3 separate regions of the Homo sapiens genome follow, and regions 1 and 2 are each linked to region 3. Evidence: chromatin contacts called from ENCODE Hi-C data. All regions are on one chromosome and are shown on one strand. Each heading gives the region's core, a stretch centred on a gene start or an enhancer-like site at or near the end of the contact. The rest is flanking DNA. Distances are from core to core; before and after follow the strand shown. Region 1 holds the start of APAF1 (apoptotic peptidase activating factor 1). Region 2 holds the start of BLTP3B-DT (BLTP3B divergent transcript). Region 3 holds the start of NUDT4 (nudix hydrolase 4).

Evidence for each region. A loop is a pair of places that touch in the nucleus more often than their neighbours do. Pooled maps may share reads with other maps.
Region 1: a pooled map shows a loop between it and region 3 (16-fold over the local background). The contact joins the promoter of APAF1 here to the promoter of NUDT4 in region 3. A Hi-C loop is called at or near these places in 6 of 50 pooled maps.
Region 2: a pooled map shows a loop between it and region 3 (14-fold over the local background). The contact joins the promoter of BLTP3B-DT here to the promoter of NUDT4 in region 3. A Hi-C loop is called at or near these places in 4 of 50 pooled maps.

The regions. Positions count from the first base shown.
Region 1 is chr12:98,643,713-98,647,038 of GRCh38, forward strand. APAF1 (apoptotic peptidase activating factor 1) reads left to right here and starts at 1,578. Exons shown (of 27, transcript NM_181861.2): 1 at 1,578-2,123. IKBIP (IKBKB interacting protein) reads right to left here and starts at 1,076. Exons shown (of 3, transcript NM_153687.4): 1 at 811-1,076. The coding sequence starts at 989. RefSeq lists enhancers at 1-421, 422-1,048, 1,049-1,676 and silencers at 1,253-1,452, 1,773-1,982.
Region 2 is chr12:100,141,649-100,144,964 of GRCh38, forward strand. It overlaps BLTP3B-DT (BLTP3B divergent transcript), which reads left to right and starts at 1,407. Exons shown (of 2, transcript NR_186018.1): 1 at 1,407-1,695; 2 at 2,892-3,023. BLTP3B (bridge-like lipid transfer protein family member 3B) reads right to left here and starts at 1,226. Exons shown (of 21, transcript NM_015054.2): 1 at 944-1,226. The coding sequence starts at 987. RefSeq lists silencers at 641-890, 1,211-1,390 and an enhancer at 771-1,534.
Region 3 is chr12:93,376,330-93,379,795 of GRCh38, forward strand. It overlaps NUDT4 (nudix hydrolase 4), which reads left to right and starts at 1,596. Exons shown (of 5, transcript NM_019094.6): 1 at 1,596-2,092. The coding sequence starts at 1,994. It overlaps LOC643339 (a long non-coding RNA gene), which reads right to left and starts at 1,407. Exons shown (of 5, transcript NR_040096.1): 1 at 1,108-1,407. RefSeq lists an enhancer at 1,192-2,131 and silencers at 1,368-1,707, 1,928-2,227.

The DNA of each region.
Region 1 (3,326 bases), core at 328-2,827, 5.3 Mb after region 3:
AGACCTTAAATTCATAATGCATGCACGGTGATCAAAATATGAGCACTCCTCCAAGCTCTGCTACTATAACGTTTGCTCCTTTGGGAGCATAATGATATGGTTTTCTTTTTTTTTTTTTTTTGAGACGGAGTCTCGCTCGGTCGCCCAGGCTGGAGTGCAGTGATGCGATCTTGGCTCATAGCAACCTCCGCCTCCCGGGTTCAAGCGATTCTCCTGCCTCAGCCTCCGGAGGAACTGGGACTACAGGCGCCCGCCACCACGCCCGGCTGATTATTCGTATTTTTGGTAGAGATGGGGTTTCACCATGTTGGCCAGGCTAGTCTCGAACTCCTGACCTCAAGTGATCCACCTGCCTCGGTCTCCAAACATAATGATCTGTTTTAAGGTTGCAAGTATTTCCATTAGGTATTTATGGGGTGAGTAGGGTGGGGCAGATGTGTCCCGGAATGGGGCACAGCGGACAGGAAGTAACGGTTTATAACAACGTGAACGCTTCTGACGTGTAGCGGGAGCTTCAGAAAGCGTGGCCGAATCTGCAGCTCTTAACAAATGGCTCGTTCCCAAACCTTAGCCTCAACTCCTTCTGAGCGATAGGGGCATGCTACCAGCACGGGGGGAAATGAGATACAAGAAACGCCCGAAAGGGAAAAACAAGGCTGGGCTGTTTCCTTCCTTTGGGGTCAAGACAGAGGCACAGAAGGCCCAGGTCTGGGAGGTTGGATCACCTCCGGCTGGATGTTGAGCCGGGTGGGAGCCCAAACAGCAGGGGGCCCACAGGAGGCCGGCCCAGGCAGCCTCGCGTCCACTTACCAGGCCAGGCCCAGGCACGTCCCCAGCGACAGCAGGCTCAGGCACGTTCGGGGGTCTGCCCAGCCCCCGCCTCCGCTGCTCCGGGCCACGGGGGTCTTCCCGCCCTCGCTCCGCTTCCCGGGCTCCGCAGCAGGGGCTCCCTTGGGCCCCGACTTCTTCCGGCTCTTCACCTCAGACATGTCTGGAGACCCTAGGACGACAAGCCCAGGGCAGCTTCTTCACCAGGGGGAGCAGGACGTGGCCGCCTTGGCGTTCGTGGGAACCCTGGGCGGTGACCGCGCCCCCTCACAGACTTGGCACCGCCCAGAGCCCAGCCCCTTCCCTCTCCCCGGCATCCTCGTTGCTTCACTGAGTCTTTCAGCTGCCAGCTCCATAGTTCCCCTAGGAGAGGTGGGCGGCGACCTCAACCCACAGCGCCTTCCACTGCGATATTGCTCCAAATCCGAGGAAATTCAAACTCCCGGGCGCGCGCAGGCCGACGGGACCCGAGGAGGAGGGGCAGGACGAAGGGGTCGCGCGCGCCACGTCGGGCGCGCCGCCGCTGCCCGAGTCCGGCATTGGTGGGAACGCGGCGCGTCCCTGAGGCTTAGCCACGCCCCGTCCGCGGGGTAGGCGGGCACTTCTACGCGCGCGGGCATGAGCCGTGGCAGGAGTGCGCGGCGGCAGCGGTGGCCGCCCCTTGGGGCTTGGGGTGTGTTTATTTGCATAAGCGGGCGCGCGCCGTCCGGGCTGGGTGGATCCGGCGGGATTTGACTGCTCCGCTGTCCAGAGGCGGAGAAGAAGAGGTAGCGAGTGGACGTGACTGCTCTATCCCGGGCAAAAGGGATAGAACCAGAGGTGGGGAGTCTGGGCAGTCGGCGACCCGCGAAGACTTGAGGTGCCGCAGCGGCATCCGGAGTAGCGCCGGGCTCCCTCCGGGGTGCAGCCGCCGTCGGGGGAAGGGCGCCACAGGCCGGGAAGACCTCCTCCCTTTGTGTCCAGTAGTGGGGTCCACCGGAGGGCGGCCCGTGGGCCGGGCCTCACCGCGGCGCTCCGGGACTGTGGGGTCAGGCTGCGTTGGGTGGACGCCCACCTCGCCAACCTTCGGAGGTCCCTGGGGGTCTTCGTGCGCCCCGGGGCTGCAGAGATCCAGGGGAGGCGCCTGTGAGGCCCGGACCTGCCCCGGGGCGAAGGGTATGTGGCGAGACAGAGCCCTGCACCCCTAATTCCCGGTGGAAAACTCCTGTTGCCGTTTCCCTCCACCGGCCTGGAGTCTCCCAGTCTTGTCCCGGCAGTGCCGCCCTCCCCACTAAGACCTAGGCGCAAAGGCTTGGGTAAGTTGACCTCCTCGCTTTTCTCCCCGAGCCAGGTTCTTTGGAGGCTTGGTAGCTGATTTCAGGGACTGAGAATTTGAGGACATGGAATATTTGATAACCATCCTGCTCCTGTACCAGGAAGAGAAATTCTGTAATGAGGAAGTAGTAAACTTGGGGTTTTCGTGGATAAACGTGCGCTGTTTTCTGTTTTACGTCCATGAAGAGTTTTGGCTTTCCATTTTGTTGTGGGTTACAAAAGGTTTTGAGACTTAGTTCAGATAAGTTGTGCAGTTTTAAAACGTATTTAAGATTTGCATATTTTAGTTTAACAGGACTAGGTGAAATTGGAAATTAGTTTCAGAAAACCAGAGTGTCTTATTTGCTTAGCTATTGGACATCACCTAAAAAATTCATTCATTCTTGTTTTTTCACATCGAATTTCATTACTATAAATTAAGGAACATTTTATGTTTAAGAGGACAAAAACGTTATTAACATTTTAAAAAATGAGAGTTTTGATTCGAATCAATAACTTTTTATCAGTTTTGTGCCCCTGCTGGGCATTTTGTAAGCCTTGACAAGCATAGGCAAATGCCCTACGTCCGTCCCTGTTTTTCCAAGTGCTACATTTGGTGACTTCAAAAACAGTCATTGAAGCTTGATAATTATTGCCCCCTTCTGTGAGCTCCAAGTTACTTGTGCTCTGTTTTTGCACTTCGGGCATTCACATTCCCACTCTCTCTCTCTTTTTCTTCTTTGAGTAGACTGTGAATTATTTCAGGCAAATGACTCAATCTTTTCTGTAGTCTTGGTGTCTGACATATAGGGAGGGGCACAAATGTGTATTGAATGAATGAATTGATAAACCCGTTTAGACTCTTTCACTCTATACATTGTGTAAAGTTCTGTTAATGTTTTGAAAACTTGCAGATATTGTGAACTGGGTTTTATGCCCATGGAAAAATTTGCATTATATTTGAAATAAAGTTGCTAGAAACGTCAAGTATTTTACTATAAAGGCTGTTATTCTTTCCTCATGTCCTCCTGGTCTGAGAAATCACATCAGAAAGTGTTTCCTGTTGCTTTGTGGGAAATGTGTTTAGCAAGGAGGACCTAGAGCTGACATCCTCCTTGAACGAGAACTAATACTCAATAGTAACAATGCTCTATTCACTCTTATGTTTGATAAGGAAAACAAGAAGTCTCTTAATATTAGGACTT
Region 2 (3,316 bases), core at 157-2,656, 6.8 Mb after region 3:
AAATTAGTTAAAATTAACTTACAAATCGAACAGAAAGGGATCCTAACCAAGGGCTTTGAGTTCGCTGGTAACAACTTGGAACAAGAGCCTACATTTAGCCTGTGTCTTGAGACAAACACGGAGAAGCCAAGAGCAGTAACAAACTGCCAGCCTTACTGAGTCATGTTTCTGACTAAAACCGCGTTATGAAATGGAGAGAATGACATGTCTTGGGTTTAATCACCACAGATGTTAACTCCCTGAATTTTAGAGTTGCAGAGGAAAAAGAGCAAAAACCAAAAAAAAAAAATGTTCAGTAATAATGATGTGGGTCTCATAGGACTCCAGAAAGAACCTGCCAAAGCTGCGAACTCTGCTTATTTACCTAAAACAAATCCTAACTGTGCAAACAGGCACACCCTCTGATGCCACAGAGCGGGAACGCCAAGGTGGGAGGAATTCAGAACAATCACAAGGTTAACGTTCCACTGAGAACACAGCCTCCACTGAGCGTCCACACTGCGCCAGAAGCCCTCGGTTAACGGAACCGCTCTGCTCCAAGGGGAAGGAGCACCGAACTCGAGTTAGAGCCCAGCACATTAACCAGGCACTTGGGTGACGCCAGGCCACCTCCAGCCTCCGCTCAGTACCGCACAGAGCCGAGCCGGGACGCCCCCAGACGCCGCGCCGGGAGCGATCCCAGCCCGCCGCGCTCCGCACTCCGGGCTCCTCCGCGCGCCCACCCTGGGAGAAGACGCGTCAGGGGCCGATTCGTGAGGCCAGCCCCCGGCGCCGCCGGCGACAAGAGATCCGGGGCCGCGACCTCTGCCCCGGCCAGAGCGGGGAAGTCCGAAGGTCGCCTCCCGCACAGCCGCCAGGCGCCGCCGCCCCCGAAGCCGCAGGCTGACTCCAGTGCGGGCTGGGGTGGAGGCCGACTGGCGCCGACACCGAGGCGCTCACTGACCTGGAGAGGTGCTTCAAGATTTGTTTCTTGATGATCCCGGCCATGGTACCGAGGCTGGAGACGCCGCGGTCTCGTCCTGTTGCTCACTGCCTCCTCTCTTCGTGGCCGTCTCCTCTCTGTCCCGGCTAGCCCGGCCGGCGGAGAGGCGCTGATCGCTCACGACCGGGAGAGACCCAAGGCCCCGGCCAAGGCCACAGCCGCCGCCGAGAACCCGGAGCATCACGCTCAGGCCGCCACGGCCGCCGCGGGCGCCATCTTGGCTGCAGCATCACCTAAGAGACTCGGTGGAGGGCGGGGGCGGGGCGGCTCCAGGCGGGGCCGGCACGAGGCGGGGCGGGGCCAACGCCGGCTCTGGGCGGGCTCTGGGCGGGCTCTGGCTGGGCTCTGGCTGGGCTCTGGGCGGGGGCGGGAGGTTTGTGGCATTGGCGCCAGGGTTCTTAGCCCTCGCGACACAGGGCCCTTGACTCTCAATACACCATCCTTCTTGGCCTTAATCCTCCCTCCTTCCCTCTGCTGGTGTTCCCGCCTCCATCGCTGACCCGTCGCTGATTTTTACTTCCACGTCCTACTTCCCTTATTCATTTCCTCAGAATGTTTTTTATTTTTTTGCTTGTTTGTTTTTTTTTTTGAGACAAGTCTTGCTCTGTCACACAGGCTGGAGTCCAGTGGTACGATCTCGGCTCATTGCAACCTCCACCTCCAGGGTTCAAGCGATTCTCCTGCTTCAGCCTCCTGAGTAGCTGGGATTACAGGTGCGCACCACCACGGCCGGCTAATTTTTGTATTATTAGAGACGAGGTTTCACCATATTGGCCAGTAGGTCTCGAACTTCTCACCTCGTGATCCACCCTCCTAGCCTCCCAAAGTGCTGACATTACAGGCGTGAGCCACTGCACCCGGCCTCCTTAGAATGTTTTAAGAATCGGCCATTAACTCCTGTGCTTGCTTTGCTCTCTTGACCTACTCACCTTTCTTCATATTCTTCCTTAGGTTTTTGTTTTTGGTGTTTTTTTTTTTTCTTTTGTTAAGGTGTCCTGCCTTTCCCTTACCTAAATGTGGCAATTTAATGTTTCCTTTGGTTATTGCTATTCTAAGGGAAGTAAAGGTTGACAATGGTTCCTAGTAGTCTAGGACCTAGGAATTAGAAGGTGTATAATTCAAGTCCTGGCTCTGGTATTTTCTAGCTGTGTTATCCTGGGGAAAATAATTTCTTTACTATTAGTTTCATTTTAATCATCTGTGAAATAGATTAATCATCAGCCTTACCCACTTCACTAGGTTGAACCTAAAGGTGTAAATATCATATGAAAAGTTCTGTAAGGAAGGAAGGAAATTGTTGAACTAGGGAAAACTGTTACAATTCTACACCTCCACCCCACCCAATCCCAAACAGAGCTAACATTTTCAGAGATTAAAATGACGACTTCTGTCATCCCAGCACTTTGGGAGGCCGAGGCAGGCAGATCACTTGAGGTCAGGAGTTCAAGACCAGCCTGACCAACATGGTGAAACTCTGTGTCTACAAAAAAAAAATACAAAAATTAGCTGGGCATAGTGGCGGGCGCCTGTAATCCCAGCTACTCAGGAGGCTGAGGCAGGAGAATTGCTTGAACCCGGGAGGCAAATGTTGCAGTGAGCTGAGATCAAGCCACTGCACTCCAGCCTGGGCGACAGAGCAAGACTGTCTCAAAAAAAAAAAAAATTACTCAGTGTTAAGTCAAGTTTAGCCTAACACTGCCTCCTTACGTAATTGAGTTCAGCCTAAAGGTTTTTCTGTACATCATGAACTTATGAAAATAAGCAGAGGTATAAACCGACCATAGCCCACACCTGTGCCAATCACTGAGTTTTGGCCAGATGTAGCCAACTGTTCAGACTGTGTTCAAATAAGGCAAACACTGAGCTGTAAGCAATCCAGTTGTTTCTGTACCTCACTTCCATTTTCTAGACCTCACTTTCCTTTTGCTGGCCAGAAATCTGCTCCCAGCATGTGGCTGTGCTGGAGTCTCTCTGAATCTGCTGTGATTATGGGGGCTGCCAGACTCAGGAATCGTTCATTGTTAAACTCCTTTAAATTTAATTTGGCTGAAGTTTTTCTTTTAACACTAGTGATATCTAAAACAGGAAAAGAAATTGTACCACCCCTGAGGGATGTATTAGCAAGATGTGTGGTTGTACATCTTGGGAGTTGGGTGGGAAGTAGTTTACACATAGTCCAATAAGCTGGCCCTTTTTGAAGAATGGAAAGGATAGACGTGTAAGTTGACTACACTCAACATTTCATTTTATTTTTATTTTATTTTTGAGACAGTCTTACTCCATCGCTCAGGCTGGAATGCAGCAGCACGATCTTGGCTCGCTGCGACCTCCGCC
Region 3 (3,466 bases), core at 346-2,845:
CGCAGTCTTGATAAGATTTCTAATTGTGGTGAAGCCTCATTCCTTAAATTATTTATTCAACACTAACCCATTCTACAAACTTACATCTGCTGGGCTCTGGGAGTAACAAGATGAGTTAGATGCAGCAGTCCCAAATCTAAAGGAGGTTGGAGACTAGAAAGACCAGTGCCTGCTCTGAGCTCTCCAGTGGTCCCCAGCCTCTCAGTCAGGCCTCACAGGCCCCTCTGCCAGAGGCGGAACCAGCTTGCCTCCGCTCTGCAGCCACACTGGCCTTTTCTTTCATTTCTGAGAACTCTCCTCACTCCCTCCCACTTTGGGCTCTGCAGAAATCCCAGTTCCCTTTGCCTTGAAAGCTCTTGGTCAATTTAGCTCCTCCTCCTTCAGCCCTCAGCTCCTGCCTTGCTGCCCCAATAATCTTTTTCTGACTGCAGATCTGGTCAAATCTTTGTCTGAAACCTTAGAGCCCATTACATTTGTAGTTTTACGTGTACACGTGTGATCATTTAATATTTGACGGTGTGCTCTCAGGTGCCTACGCTCCTGGAGAGGCAGGGGCTGACTGGTTTTGTTAGATGCCAGTGCCTGACACACAATAGGCCCTCAAGGGGTGAAAAACCAACCAACCAAGTCAGGACCCAAGCAACCTGGGCCTCTGTGGAAGGGCAGAATGGCCTGAGTTTGGGTTTCTCGAGCTACCTTAAGATCAGGCCTCCTGGCTCCTATCTTAGCCCTTCTAACACTCTGAAGTGTAGAGGTTGTTTGTTCCAAGTCCCCAAGGTACTGTAAGCTCCCAGATAGCAGAAATCCCATTATATTTTAGTGCTGTGGCCCCAGCATCCAGCTGCGCTGTTACTTAGCATGAGATCCACATGAAAACCATTTCGCAACTATTAGCCATTGCCAGTATTAATACTTTCCGGAAGGTGGCACAAAGTGGGGGATGTTATAGACAGCTTCAAAGAAACGTTTAAGCTAGAGTTGACTCTTTAAATAATACAAGCCATCCCCAACCAAAGATTAAAAATTTAAATACAAAAAAAAAAAAAGGAAATTTGCCTACCCCCCATTTGTGAAAACAAAGAAAAAAAAAACAGTTAACGTCTTAACTTTTCTAGGCCTTCACTCTCGCCTCTCCCCGCGCTACAAGGGCGAATTCTGGACGTATCTACACAGTCACCGCGGAGTCTGCAATCGCCGCGACGTCCCCTGGCATTTCTTGGCCAGGCTGCAACTTTGGTGACGGTGTATGTAGTTACATCCCCTGTAGTGCAGCTGGTATTTAGGGTCCTCATTGGCAAAGTTGAGGGTATAAGCAGGGAGGGAGGGGACCTTGGCTTCTTTCCATTCACTGGCATGTTTTCGGGGCACGGTCATCCCACGCTGGGCTCCAGCGCCAGTCCCAAGGCCTCGCCGAACTCCAGCCCGGGAGTGCGCGCGGCCCCGCCCACCGGGCGGCCGAGGTCCCGCCCCTACCTCCCCCGCCACACCTACCCACCCACCCCATTGCAATGGTCTCTGCACGCAGGCGCAGTGGCGCGCGGGGGAGGCGGGGCGCATGTGGGCTTCATTTAAACAGAGCAGAGGGGGCGGCGCGCGGTCGCCGCGGTGCTGCTGCTCAGTGGGAGCGGGTCTTCGCAACTGTCTCCGCGTGGCGCGCGCCTCTAGCCGCCCTTCCCCTGGCGGCTACGGCCGGAGGGAGCGGAGGCGAGCGGGAGTCGGGCTCCATGGAGAGCGGCGGACAACTGGGCAGAGGCGGAGCTTTCATCTCGGCACCCTGGTTCCAGTGACCCGCGCTAGCGTCCCGTCCCGCCCGCGTCGGAGCGGCCGCCGGCCCCGGGACTGACCGGCCTCGCCGCACCTCCCGCACCGACTAGCGCTCCCGGGCGCTCCTGCGCCCGACTCGCCCTCGCCCCCACTCCCCGGCGGGGTGGCGGCGGCCGGGCCCCCACGGCGGCGGCCGGAGCAGCAGCAGCAGCAGCAGGAGCCCGCCTCTATGATGAAGTTCAAGCCCAACCAGACGCGGACCTACGACCGCGAGGGCTTCAAGAAGCGGGCGGCGTGCCTGTGCTTCCGGAGCGAGCAGGAGGACGAGGTAGGGCGCCCGGCGCCGCACGCTGCCCTCCGGGGCGCCGGGGTCTAGGGCCCGGGTGCTTCCCCTCGCTCCCCGCCCCTGCGCAGGCTGCGGGGCTGGGAGGGATTAGCCCCCTTCCTCCCTCCCTCCTTTCCTCCCTCACTCCTTTCCTCCCTCACTTCTTCCTTCCTTTCTCTGGGCTGATAGATGAGACAAAGGGGGCTCGCCCAGCCCCAGTTTCTCCATCTGGGCACTCGAGAAGGCGCCTGGTCCCCGGGAAGGTCCCGGGCCGCGTAAGTCTCGCCTAGCGGGAGTCACCATCTTAACGTGCGAATTGAGTTGAAAGCCGGATAAACCTCGAGTGCTCAGCGAGAGGAGGGTGGAAATGGCGTGAGTGTTGCAGCAGAGCCCTTGTGCCTCTTTTACATATTTTCCTTCCATGTTACAGCCGTTTGCGGTCTCGGATTCGATCTAAGCATGTTTGTGGAGTAACAGACAGTCCTCGTGCTTGGAATTGAGTCTAGTCTTGGCAATTCTTGTGGGTCCATGAACCCGCAAGCTGTTGGCATAATTATGCCTCATTTTTAAAACGGCCTTCCCTTCTTAAAGTTTTCTGACTGCAGAAAAATGGTTAGTGAAAAATGTGGAATAATGCCAAAAGGGAGACGATGGACTAGAGATGGGCAAAGCTGCCATTTTCAGACAGTAATCTCCAGCTCTCAGCTTATGTATAAAGGGTTCTTTGCTGTCTGGCTTGACATCTGGAAAGGAGTAGCCTTTCTCGTTCTCAGAGCAGTCGTTCTTGGATAATTTACCCATCTGCATTGGGCTGAGAATGAGACCCTTGGGGTTTCCCTGGAGAGCGATTTTTACTTAATTCAGTAGTATTTATTTAAAATGGCTAACTGTTGAAGTTTGCTTAGGGCAATAGTAGCCTTTTGGTATTGCCACTCTTAAGATAAATTACATAGGTGAAAAAAATTAACATTCTGAGTTCTGCTTTCATAACCAACCGTGTATAAAATACTAGGCTAAGGCTGGAGATGGGAATTTAATGGCTTCCTTACTGCTAGTCCCTGTAGTTGTGATGAATATGACACAGAATACACTCAGTGGCTTAGTTCTTGTTATGTTAACGAAAAGTTCTCGAAATTTGCCCTTCAAACCCTTGTTTTGCCTTTATTTTTTTTTGAAAAGAAACCAAGCCCTTTAAATGGGTTGCTCTGTGCTCACTCATAACCTTTACGTATTAGACTTGAATCCCAAACGAGTGTGCAGAGAAATACGGCCCCAGCCTTTGAGATGGGTCTGCTTAGGAGAGCTAGAAACTGCAAAGGGAAAGGTTATTAACTTTTACAAAATGAACAAGTCAACAAGCATTAAGTGTGTTCTGTA